Linked DNA regions of Homo sapiens: region 2 is linked to region 1. Evidence: chromatin contacts called from ENCODE Hi-C or POLR2A ChIA-PET data. All regions are on one chromosome and are shown on one strand. Each heading gives the region's core, a stretch centred on a gene start or an enhancer-like site at or near the end of the contact. The rest is flanking DNA. Distances are from core to core; before and after follow the strand shown.

What was found. A loop is a pair of places that touch in the nucleus more often than their neighbours do. ChIA-PET counts read pairs that join two places held with the same protein, here RNA polymerase II (POLR2A).
Region 2: a loop to region 1 is called in a map of posterior vena cava, with 23 times the contacts of the local background. The contact joins two enhancer-like sites. A Hi-C loop is called at or near these places in 1 of 168 maps with a recorded cell type or tissue (posterior vena cava). POLR2A ChIA-PET finds 5 or more read pairs at or near these places in 1 of 52 experiments (activated T-cell).

The regions. Positions count from the first base shown.
Region 1 is chr2:43,341,814-43,347,739 of GRCh38, reverse strand. It overlaps THADA (THADA armadillo repeat containing), which reads left to right. Exons shown (of 38, transcript NM_022065.5): 30 at 3,503-3,618. Among named protein-coding and RNA genes, the nearest start is that of LINC01126, 120 kb to the right of the region's middle. Within about 2 kb of position 3,604, at least 18 of the 41 ENCODE cell types and tissues checked have a DNase peak (open chromatin) inside an H3K27ac peak, as active enhancers do.
Region 2 is chr2:44,576,437-44,582,362 of GRCh38, reverse strand. The region is part of intron 3 of CAMKMT (calmodulin-lysine N-methyltransferase); the gene reads right to left. Among named protein-coding and RNA genes, the nearest start is that of CAMKMT, 220 kb to the right of the region's middle. Within about 2 kb of position 3,067, at least 5 of the 41 ENCODE cell types and tissues checked have a DNase peak (open chromatin) inside an H3K27ac peak, as active enhancers do.

The DNA of each region.
Region 1 (5,926 bases), core at 2,355-4,854:
AATTAAGAGACTATTTTTAGAACCATTAGATTTAGGGAAAAATTGAACTGGTAATACAGAAAGTTCCCAAATATTTTTCTCCTCCCCACCTCTTTCCCCCAATTTTCTCCTACTATGAATATCTTGTATTTATGTGGTGCATTTGTTACAATTAATGAAGCAGTATTTACACATTATTATTAACTAAAGTCCATAGTTTAAGATTCACTCTTTTTGTTGGCATTACCAATATTTTAATACCCTTAAAATGTGTTTTAATTGTTTTCACTGCTTGCATACCCTTCCCTCGATTCTGGCAAGACTGTTTTTAAGGCCACGTATGCATATCACTCTTTCTGCAAAGTCTTCTCTGACTGTTTATTTTTGGAATGGGGCTGGAAGAGAGGGAGCAGACAGAACATGGAAAAGAATCAACATTGTTATCACTTCCCTAGTGCGTGCCTAGTAGTATATATATTCTTTTAAATCTCTCTACAGTCCTACAAGTTAGATATTATTATACGCCATTTACCATGGAGAAACAGAGGTTAAGTTGCCCAAAGCCGCAAAACTGATAACTGGTTTACACCTATCTCTGCCCGGCTTCAAAATCCATGCTCTTCCACTTTCCCATGAGGCTGGATTCTTAGCACTAATCTAGCCTTCCTGCCTCCACCATCAGATGAGGCATCCACTGGGATGAGGAGTACGGCGTGATTCAGCTCTCCGTTCCACTCCAGACACAGAAGTCGGCACTACGATAGCTCACAAAACCCAAGGGAATGTGTCCTAAAGGAGTGAATATAGGAAGAAGCACCAAACACCAACATCGTTTTTATTTGGCAAATGCTTGTTGAATTCCTACAGTGCATCAGACTTGTTGGAGGGGGAGGTCAAGCATACAAACAAAAGTGATGACGATGCTGCCATGCAGGTTGTAAATCATGACCAGGCAGAGTCAGGAAAGCTATTGATTTTTCATGTCTCCATGACTAGAATGTAAGCTACAGGAAAGCAAGGAACTATCTGGTCTCTGCTGCAGCCCCTTGGACAGTGCCTGGTAATAAGAGTTGTTTAATAAATATTTGTTGACAATGTTTGCCAATTTAGGACACATAAAATGACACTGAACTTCTGAGTTCTCATGTGTGTTGGCAGTTAATCATCCTCCTTGGTTCTGGCAGCTTTGGTTTCTCTGTGCTTGGTTCAGTACAGGCCTGGGTCTGACTGCTTTCTTAGCCTCAGAATTCTTTGGGACCAGAACTTTAGGAAAGTGAGGAAGAAAGAGTTGCCTTGCTACTTGCCATCCTTTAAGAGCTGGTGGACAAATTGCCCTTCTTGGGAGCTGCCGGAGCTCCTGAGTCTGACCTTGATCAAATCTTAGTTTCAAAGGGCCTGGCCTTATACCTGGACCTCATGCCAAAGGATGGTCTCATTTTTCTTGAACCCAACACACTAAATGTCTATGAGGTTAGTTGTGTATTCAAATATTTTTATTTTCTTAAAGAAAAATATCTCAAAAACACTAACCTGTTTCATACAATTGCTTATAAAACTTTCTTTCCTTTCTCTTTCCCCTGTCTTCTCTTCTCCCTCTCCTTCCCTGCCCCATTTTTTTCCATGACTTCTCTGACCCTGGCCCTTTGACATGCTTATTTCCGCCACAGTTCTTTTCAGCGTACCTGGCTCTCCATTTGTCTCGTGTAAATAGATCGCTCTCCATTCCTGGTGAATAACCAGGGTCACAATTGTCTGGTTTGTACCCAATGTGACAGAATTGTAGGCTGATTTTCATAAACCAGAGCTACCAAGCGTTTCAAAAACAGTCTTGTTTTTGCCAAGTAAGGTGAGCAAATATAGGACTAAGTTTAAACATCCATCAGGAGTTATTTTTGAAGTGATTGCTTCTAAATGAGAAGCATTTGAAAATCTCACAGGTTTCTTTACAAGTAAATTCCGAAGTCATGCATTTTGCTGGTGTCTGCTGATTAATTGCGATCCTGTGACACCATGAAAAGCCCTGGTGGTTGGTTTTGTGCAGCTGTAGAGAAAAGTAAAGCAAAGCCCAGTGACTTTGCCAGCTCTTTCAGGACAGTGGGGATTCAGGCTGAGGAAGGTATTTTTTCCCTCTGGCAGTCACCACATAAGAACAGAAGCTCCAGCCAGACCCATTGCTCCAGACTCCACGTCGGGTGGTTTGGGTCCCTGCGGGGGTGTGGTGAAGGCATGACATTTGATCTGTTGCTTCTGAAATAACAGATCCATTATTAGACAAAGCATTTTCAGTCTCCACATTGGGACTTGTGTGCACTCTCCTGTACAGTTACTTCTGTTTAGAAGAAATTTATTTTGATTCTCTAAACAGAAGGTGCTTGGCATGTATTTGTTGTTGGTGATTGCAGACGTCTGACCCAGTAAAACCTGCCAGTCTACCCATTTAGGGTCTGATGACTCTGGATTGATTTTATCTGGCCTTTTCTGTTTCTCATTACCCCCTTCCGTATCTAACTCTCAATTATTTCACTATTGTCAGCCCATTGTTGATAGGAGAGAAAGAGAGGAAAACGTTGAATCTGGTTACACAGAAAGAATCATTCACAGCTCTAGAGAAGGATATAATAGGGAAAGAAAACAGATGTTATTAAAATAGACTTTCAGAGTTCTTAGTGTGTTTATCTATGCTTACTTTGCCACACCCACCTCTTCCTCTTGATTTAGATAAGGAGGCTGGAGACTGAAGGATTTCTCTTGACTTGCATTTCTCTCCTTGGCACTAGCCAAGGTCAAAAGATCTCATTTATGCCCTTGTCCTTATTCTTTGTCTGCTATAGATTTGTACTCCTCACAGAGGCTTTGCGGATGTCATTGCTGAATCCAGTACATACATACGTGCATACATGCATATACACGAGTATCCTTGTATAAGTGGGGCACGTCTGCATTGCTGCATTCACTCCTGACATCGAAGGGAAGATCTGCTAAAAAAAAAAAACAAAAAAAACCCTAAATAGTTACAAACATCACTGCCCAGTATTTGCTAAGGCAAGAATTAGTTTGACCTACTTCTTTAGCCACGACTGTTCTAATGAACTCAGACATGTAAACCAGTTTAGACTCTCAAACAATGTATTTTTCTTTAAATTTAAGACTTTGACTTTAAAAGGCACATTTTATTTTCATGTGCGACAGCTAACATAAAGATGTTTGCATTTCTTTGCTGAAATCAGTGTATAGGTTGTTTGTAACTAATAAACTCTTGTGGCAGATGATTGTTGGGCCACAGTCATCAGTTTTGGGGATTGTGTGAGAAACCCATAGCAAAGTATGGATTAAGGACTTGGGTTTCTCGGCACTGCTACATCCTCCAAAACCAACATGCCTTTCTGCAAAGAGACCAGAGCTACATTCTGCAGGTGTCTGTTTTCTTTGAGGGGAACATTTTAAGGAAACTTAAAAGGGAGGAACTGAGCATTTAGGAAAAATATATTTTCACAGCAGGATTTTTTTTTCTTTTTTGGTTTAGGTTTTTCATTTGTTGCAAGCCTACTCAGACTCCAAACACGGAACGAATTCAGACTTCCAGCACGAGCTGACTGACATCACTGTTTGTACCAAAGCCAAACTCTGGCTGGCCAAGAGGTATGTTAAAATCCCACATGAGCAAGGAGTTATCAGGGGTTAGGAATACATTTGAGAATTGCTGTTTCTAGTTGTGGGGAGTTTTAAAAGTCATTGGCATGAGTTTTCTAAACTTATTGGAGTATTTATCCTTTTAGAACTTTGGGTTGTGGTAAAGAAAGAAAAATATTTTCTTGACAATTTTTCTAAAACTGCTAAGTGACTGAGGGGCATGTAATATGGCTTTTTGTCTGCCCACCAATCAGCTTGTTTTTGTTGAAACCTGCTGCGTGCCCAGTCCTGTGTTAGATATTATAACAATGAAAGGCAGTAATTGACTAAATCATGTGGTACAGACTCTTAGGTGCCGTGGCAACTCAGAGATTAGAGATTGCTGTAGGCTTGAGCAGGCACTGAGGGACAGATAGGGTGTGAATAGCAAGAGGGGATGGAAGTTGCCTTTCTTAGGTGGGTAGTAAGGTAGCTTGAATAAGCAAGGCAAAAAAGAATAGAAACATATTTTTCATCCTTGCCATTGTTAGTTTATCCTGGAACTTAGAACATTTACTGTGTGAAAGATGAAGGAGTAAAAGGAATTTCTCATGTAATATACAGGGAGTCCTCTCTGTAATGCCATGTTCAAAATCTGTGTTGCAGGACTCTGGTGGTGGTAGGATAGTGTTAACTGCAAAGGCCCTCCGTAGGTCCTCTGTAAGTTCCACCAGAGTAGCTCCAGAAGAGGCGCATGTGTTAGTGTTACTACCTTTCCTGCCATAGTACACGCATTTAATTAAGAGTCAGTTTATTGGCCGGGTGTGGTGGTTCATGTCTGTAATCCCAGCACTTTGGGAGGCTAGGGCAGAAGGATTGCTTGAGCCCAGGAGTTCAAGAACAGCCTGGACAACATAACGAGACCCCATCTCTACAAAACAACGACAACAACAAAAATTAGCCAGGTATGGTGGTGCATGCCTGTAGTCCCAACTACTTGGGAGGCTAAGGCAGGAGGATGGTTTGGGCCCAGGAGTTTAAGGCTCTAGTGAGCTGTGATTGCACCACTGCACTCCAGACTGGGTGACAGAGTGAGACCTTGTTTCAAAAATAAATAAATTTCTGATGCTTAGAGTTTGAGAAACAAACAAGTTGAAAAAAAAAGAAAAAAGTATATTGGCTGTCTAAAGTAGAAGCCTCTCTTTTTTATTTTTCAAAAAGTGTGCTTTTGGTCACTTTTGTTGGGCTCTTACCTTCTGTGGCAAGTCAAGTAATGGGCTGTGTGAGGCTCTCAAATCAGTTTAATTCAACAAAGCATTGTTGAGCACAGGCTACCTGCTAGCCTTTGTGTTAGGAGATATAGGGATACAAAAATATAAAAGAGCTAGTCCTGGCTCCAGGGACTTCCAGGAAGTGAGAAAGACGTGTATAAATAATTTTCATCTGGTATATTAAGTATTATAACAAATGTCTGTAGTAGGTACAGCATTACGCCAGAAGAGGGGTGAGAGAGGGCTGACATCAAACTGGCCATCAAGAGTGAGCCAGAATTTTGCCAAGTGGCCAACACAGGTAGGGGAATTCCAGGCTTAGGTAACGGCATAGGCAGAGACACAGCAATATGAAACGGCACTGTAGGTTTGCAGAACCATAAGGAAGTTAGCCCTCTGGAACCTAAAGTGTAAGGCACAAGTGGCAGAGAATGGGGCTCAGGAAATATGCCCAGGCCACACAGTGAAAGCTCCTGTAAGAAACCTTTTGGTGAAGGAGCCAGCGGTGGATTTCCCAATGTGTGGATGTGTGTATCTCAATTATTGTCTCAACATTAATAGCTTTGGATAGGGATATTGATGGAGAAATTATCTTGTGTCTGAAATGCCGGTAAAGTTATTGGGAGCCTCTCATTTTTAGTCTGTTAGTCTATTCTCCCTTTTTTTAGACAGGGTCATGCTCTGTCACCCAGGTTAGAGTGCAGTGGCGCTACCACGGCTCACTGTAGCCTTGACCTCCTGGGGCTGAAGTGATCCCTCCGCCTCAGTCCCCTGAGCAGCTGGGACTACAGGCACACGCCACTATGCCTGGCTAATTTTTGTGGGGTTTTTTGGTGGAGAAGGAGTTTCAACAGATTGCCCAGGCTGGTCTCGAACTCCTGAGCTCAGGTGATCCACCTGCGTCGGCCTCCCAAAGTGCTGGGATTACAGGCATGTGAGCCACTGCACCCAACTTGTTTTCTCCATTTTATTTAGAGAGTAGGAGTTGCTTACCCATGAAGTGTTTACCCACGCCTAGTACCATTTGCCTTCTGTGTGGCTCTTAGCATCCCAAAGATACATATCAC
Region 2 (5,926 bases), core at 1,818-4,317, 1.2 Mb before region 1:
ACCAAAACATTAATATTTTTATGGCATTGCACTGTTAGTGAGGTACATCCTTTTTATGCTCTTTTCTTTTCAGAGAGAAAGAGCAAAAATGACACTGTGAACACTGTCAAGTTCACATATATGTATTTGTGAAGCAATCTAAATGTCAAAATAGACTAAAGACATTCTTTCTGTTCTTCCATGTAGTTTCAGAAAGGCCCGGTTTAGGTATTAGGATGTGATGCCATCCTGTACTTACCTACGATGGATAGAATGATCCTAAAGTACAAGGAAAATAGGACATGGTAACATAAATAACGTTTGAGAATTTTTTCATATAAACAAAACATTCTGTTAAAACCATCTAGTTTTTGTTTTTGTTTTTGAGACGGAGTCTCGCTTTGTTGCCCAGCCTGGAGTGCAGCGGCACGATCTTGGCTCACTGCAACCTCTGCCTCCATGGTTCAAGCGATTCATCTGCCTCAGCCTCCCAAATAGCTGGGACTACAGGCGCGCGGCACCACGCCTGGCTAATATGTGTACTTTTAGTAGAGATGGGGTTTCACCATATTGGCCAGGCTGGTCTCGAACTCCTGACTTTGTGATCCACCCGCCTCAGCCTCCCAAAGTGCTGGGATTACAGGCGTGAGCCACCACGCCCGGCAAAAACCATCTAGATTTTTTAAAAACAGCCACCAGCTATAAAATTTACAGTGCTCTTTATATAAAATGATTTTGTCTATAAAAGTAATCCCATGTTAGACCTTGGGCTTTGGAATGTTATAATTATTTAATAGCTCAAATAGTCTCAAAAATTACCCAATGCAATAATTTATTTAAGTAACATTGAGGTCTTTATTTTTTAATCCAGTTGGATGAAACCTTAGATCTGTCAGTATACACATATTTAATGGTCAGCCTGGATAACCTAATAAGACAGAGCAGTAGAATATAACAAACTTGACTTGTATTCAGAAGAAACAGATTTAATTCCAAGCTCTACTGCTCATTGACATGTGATCTTAGCCCATTTGCTTAGCTTAATGTCGGCTTCAGTGTTCTTGCTGGTAAAACAAAATATTAAGTGATTTGTCATAATCCTTAGCACATGATAAACAGCTATATACATAAAGGTTTCATTATTATCATCAGCTAGATACACATAGGCTTTTTGTTATTACATTCTTACAAAGAGACAAATTCAGAAAAGGTAATCTTTGAAAATTTCTCCTTTTGATCTCATCGGAAACATACTTGCACTGCCTAGTTTGCAGACTAGCTATATTCTGACATTTGTGTAGTCAACCACAACCACAGCAAGCAGGATGGCATTTATCTTTTATAATAATACAGAGTGCTCTGTCATAAAGTAGGGTCACTGAAATGAGTAATAATCCCACCAGCATCTAAGGTACAACCAGCAGGGTCCAGGTCAACAGGCAAGCAGCCGATAATTTGCCCAACAACACTGAATTTCATCTGCCCACAGCCTCTATCTACTGATTATACAATCAATACACCTCAGATGAGAAGAGCTAACAACTGACCGGGGCAGATCAATGCTAGCAAATAAGCGCTTCATGACAAAAAGTTTGATAATTACCATTCTGAAGCCGTGTAAATGTTGTTTCTATTGTAACAACATTCATGATGATACTGCTATGATTGCACTGTTATTATAGGTTTAATGTTAGGCAATCAAGCTACAGTGGTCTAGATATCAACAAACAGCATCAAAAGAAAACATCAAATTGTCCCTATTCTTTTGACACTGTAGCTGAGAAATTTTTCTATGTTAGTGGCCCTAAATGAACAATAATAAGTGACAATTTAGTGAAAAACACTATTTTCACATCTTACAAAAGTCATGCAATATAGATTGATACAAGTATGATTATTTCTAGGACCACTTGAACCAGGGGATTAAAATAAATTCAGTCCTGTGACCATGGTTTTTCCTTCTTTCTTTTTTTTCACATACATCATTTAAAGAGGATTTATGTAAATTTTCTCTGTACTCATAATTTTTCAAGCATTAGTGCAGTCATAAGTATAGGGCACCTTGGCTTGATTTAATTATTATCGTTTCTAATTCAGCACACTTTATTTTATTTTACTTTATTTTATTTTATTTTATTTTTGAGCCCTGATTGCTAGTTCATTCTCAATCATTAGCATTTAGAAGAACTAGTCATTACTGGTTTTCAATAGCTGCTTGGGTTCCTATAAGCACTTAGAGTCTTAAAACACAGAAATGGAAAACAGACATTTCAAAGGTAGAACAAATCATGACTCCTAGAGGTAGGGTACAAGAATCCCTGGGTGCGTGGGCACTGAAGCACACAAATTCTTAACTTTCCCATTTGCTTTTTAAAAACCACAGGAATTGGGTCTAAAAAAAACTAGGACACCTCATTTCTGTAAGATGCTTGCTCATATAGAAAACTGGGAACTGATTCCAAATGAAAGGCTTTCCAAAAGAAATGGCAGTCACTTTGGACCACAATAATCATTTATACAAGGGTATGTCTGACTTTCGATTTGTGCAACACACACTTTTAATTGTCACGTCCATAAATACATCCCCCAGCTGCACCCAGGCAGCAATAAAGTTACCTGTCTAAAACTTGGTCTCCACATCCCTGAGTGGCCAAATCTCTCACTGTCTGGAGTAAATCAGCTGCCTTTCCATGTAGATAAGAGACACAGAGCCGGGGAGGGCAGCAATGCTCAAGAGTTTGTCAATAGCTCAGGAGAGAAAGGGCAAACCAAAAACCTTTTGTGGGCAGTAATGCGAGTGAGATTTTCAGCATGCTCAGAGGTTGCTGTTAAATGTCTTTTTCAACAGCATTCTCTTTCTTTCCATGCAGCTTCTACCTCGCAATAGAGTCAAAGAATGTGATGTACATTAAAATGCTTTGCCTCTCAGATGGGGTTCATTTTTATTCAGGGACAATTTTGCTGACTGACAGGTAAGCGTTTGGTGCTGAAATTGGACCTGTACAAGAGCTTTGCATTTCATTTGCTCCATTACACCAGCGCATGAATTACTGGGCTTCCATGTTGGCATCTTTCCATTACTTTTAAATACCTGACATGAGCAAAATGACTCATCTGACATTTCATGTAACAAATTTGTTCCAAAAAAAAAATAGAACATTATTATACTATTTTATATATGTGGGTACCACAACCTTCTGCCCTAATCTGACCAGAAATTGTTAAGTGTATAAATGGTAGCTGATATCAGTTTAAGAAAACACACTGCCAATGACAGCTATAAAATCTCATGGCAAAGAAATATGTCTGCTTTTCCTATTACCCACTGTCACTTCAACCTACTTCTTGAAATGTTAGCAAACTTCAGTCACAAATGGAGCTTTGTATTTTGGTTTCACTTCCACCACTGCGTAAACTTTGAGACATTATTTATTCCAATACACAATGAATCAACTTTTTCACTTTTAATCAGTGCTAACAGAGCTGAGGAGTTAAGATGCCTGTACCAAATAGTCATTTGTAGTCACAATACTACTATTTACTGACTAGTACAAAATTATTTGGTCTTCAACTTCTTCTAACTCTCACTTTCCCTTTGATTGCTTTTTGTTGCTTTTTTATTTTTAAGCAACAACTTAAAAATAATACGGACCATGACTCACAACCCTAAGATATCTCCTCATTCCAAACTTAACACCACATCCCATTACCCAATACCACATCCCATTACCCAATTTGCCTTGTAGAACTAGGAAAGTGTTTCAGTTCTTTGCTAAAGGCCAGTGTTAGCCTAGACAGCTTTGCTCCAGGCAGATTAGGAAAGAAAGAATCCTCAGTTTTATGACTCAGCCAGGAGTTTTTCCCACCTCTTCACTTAAAAATACCTCAGTAACACATTACAACCTGCCATATGAGGCTGAAGATCGCAGATCTACACTCAAATAAGGGTTTTTCTAGGTGACAGTATAACATTTCATAAAGCAGCAGCATAATTATGTGACAGCAAAATTTAAAATATCATGTTCACTGTTAGTATGAATACATCGAATTAATACAGTATTATTTCCATATGAAATTATTAGCCTCATTATTATATAATGGTATTTTCTTTAATAAATGGTCTCATATTATAAATGTTAAAGTACTTTATGTTACGGTGTATTCTTTTTAACAATGTTAATTTACCCTCAACCATTATTCCTATGCTGAATTTATATAACGTGTAGGTAATGAGAGATCACCTCCAACCCGCCTGAGCTCTCATGTGGGCCCTTCAGCTGGATCTAGAAACCAAATTGACACAAGGCAGATTTACAAGAGAAAAGCATACACATTTTATTAGTTTTACATGTACATGGGGATCTTCACAAGAGAGTGAAGTCTGAAGAAGTGGCCAAAGCAAGATGCTTTTATACTTTTTGGATGAAGAATAATAAACTTAAGAAGAAATGATAGGACAAAGGCGATCTGTCTACGGGCAATAAATTCCTAGGGGAGTCACTAGGAGATACAAGCGGGGTGTAAAACTAGTAGAAGATAAGGGTTACTTTGGAAAATATATTTAATTGGGTCCACTGCAGCCCCCTGTTCCCAGCCTCTGGTTGATAAGAGCTATTTCCTGGCTCTAGTAAAGGGAGGATCTCGTCCAAAGGAATATTCTCCCTCTCCATCTCCCTCTCCCTCTCCGTCTCCCTCTCCCTCTCTGTCTCCCTCTCCCTCTCCCTCTCTCTCCCCCTCCCCGTCCTTTCTTTCTTTCATTTTTTTTGAGACAGGGTCTCACTCTGTCTCTCAGGCTGGAGTGCAGTGGTGTGATCATAGATCACTGCAGCCTGGACCTCTCAGACTCAGATGATCCTCCCATCTCAGCCTCCCAGGTAGCTGCCACTATAGGCATGTACTACCACACCTGGCTAATTTCCATATTTTTTGTAGAGATGGGGTCTCATCATGTTGCCTAGGCTGGTCTCTAATGCCTAAACTTAAACGATCTTCCTGCCTTGGCCTCCCGAAGTGCTGAGATTACAGGCATGAGCCACAGAAGAAGCTTTATGGCTTGCTGCATGCAGGTCAGCTACCCCTTTCTGAAACTACAATTTCTCCAATGTTTTCAAAATAATTAATATGCCAGTTTGACATATTTTGGGATGGCAAGTCCTTCACTCCTTTGAAAGTTATAATTTAAAAATGAGACATTCAACAAGTTGCATCACCTTTGTCTTTATAACCCACCTGTATTTTAAAAGCATCTGGGAATTCATGGCATTTCCCTTGTACAACCAGCATCAAAGTGACTTTCCTATCCTGGGGAATTATTTAACCAGAATGCTTACAGAAGATAGTGCAGATTTGAAAAACACACATCTTTGAAGAAACGGCATTTCTTCTTTGGATAAATGGTCCAAGAAAGTAAATTTTTTAGAAATGAGCTCCTTGAAAACAGTTCCAGCATCTAACACAGGTATTCTTTCCACAAAAATGGAATGAATGAACATTCCTTGCAGTATTTTTGTTTTGTTATGATTAGTGTTGAAGCCATGGGGCTATTTAATTGTCAATAATTATCTTTTGAGTTGCATTTTTAAAACTGTGCAAGTGAGGCTATTTCTGAGCAAATGGTAGCACTCTAGCCTCCACAGCACACTTACTTTTATTTTTGACCTTTCTCTCACTAATCCTAACATGCCACTCCTCAGACCTGAATAATCTCACCAACCACACTGTCCTCACCTACTCCTGTGGTTGCTGAATGCTATCAGTGTAAGTCACAAAATCACATTGACTTTGACCACTGATCACATTCACGCTGGACCCTCATGTAATCTAACAAGCTGCTTTTATTACAACAAATTATTCTCCACCAGGAAGACTTGTCCCTGCCCTCTCATTTTTAGCAGATGACTGCTTCCCAAGTTATTGAAATATATTGAGGCTACTGAACACTATGTCT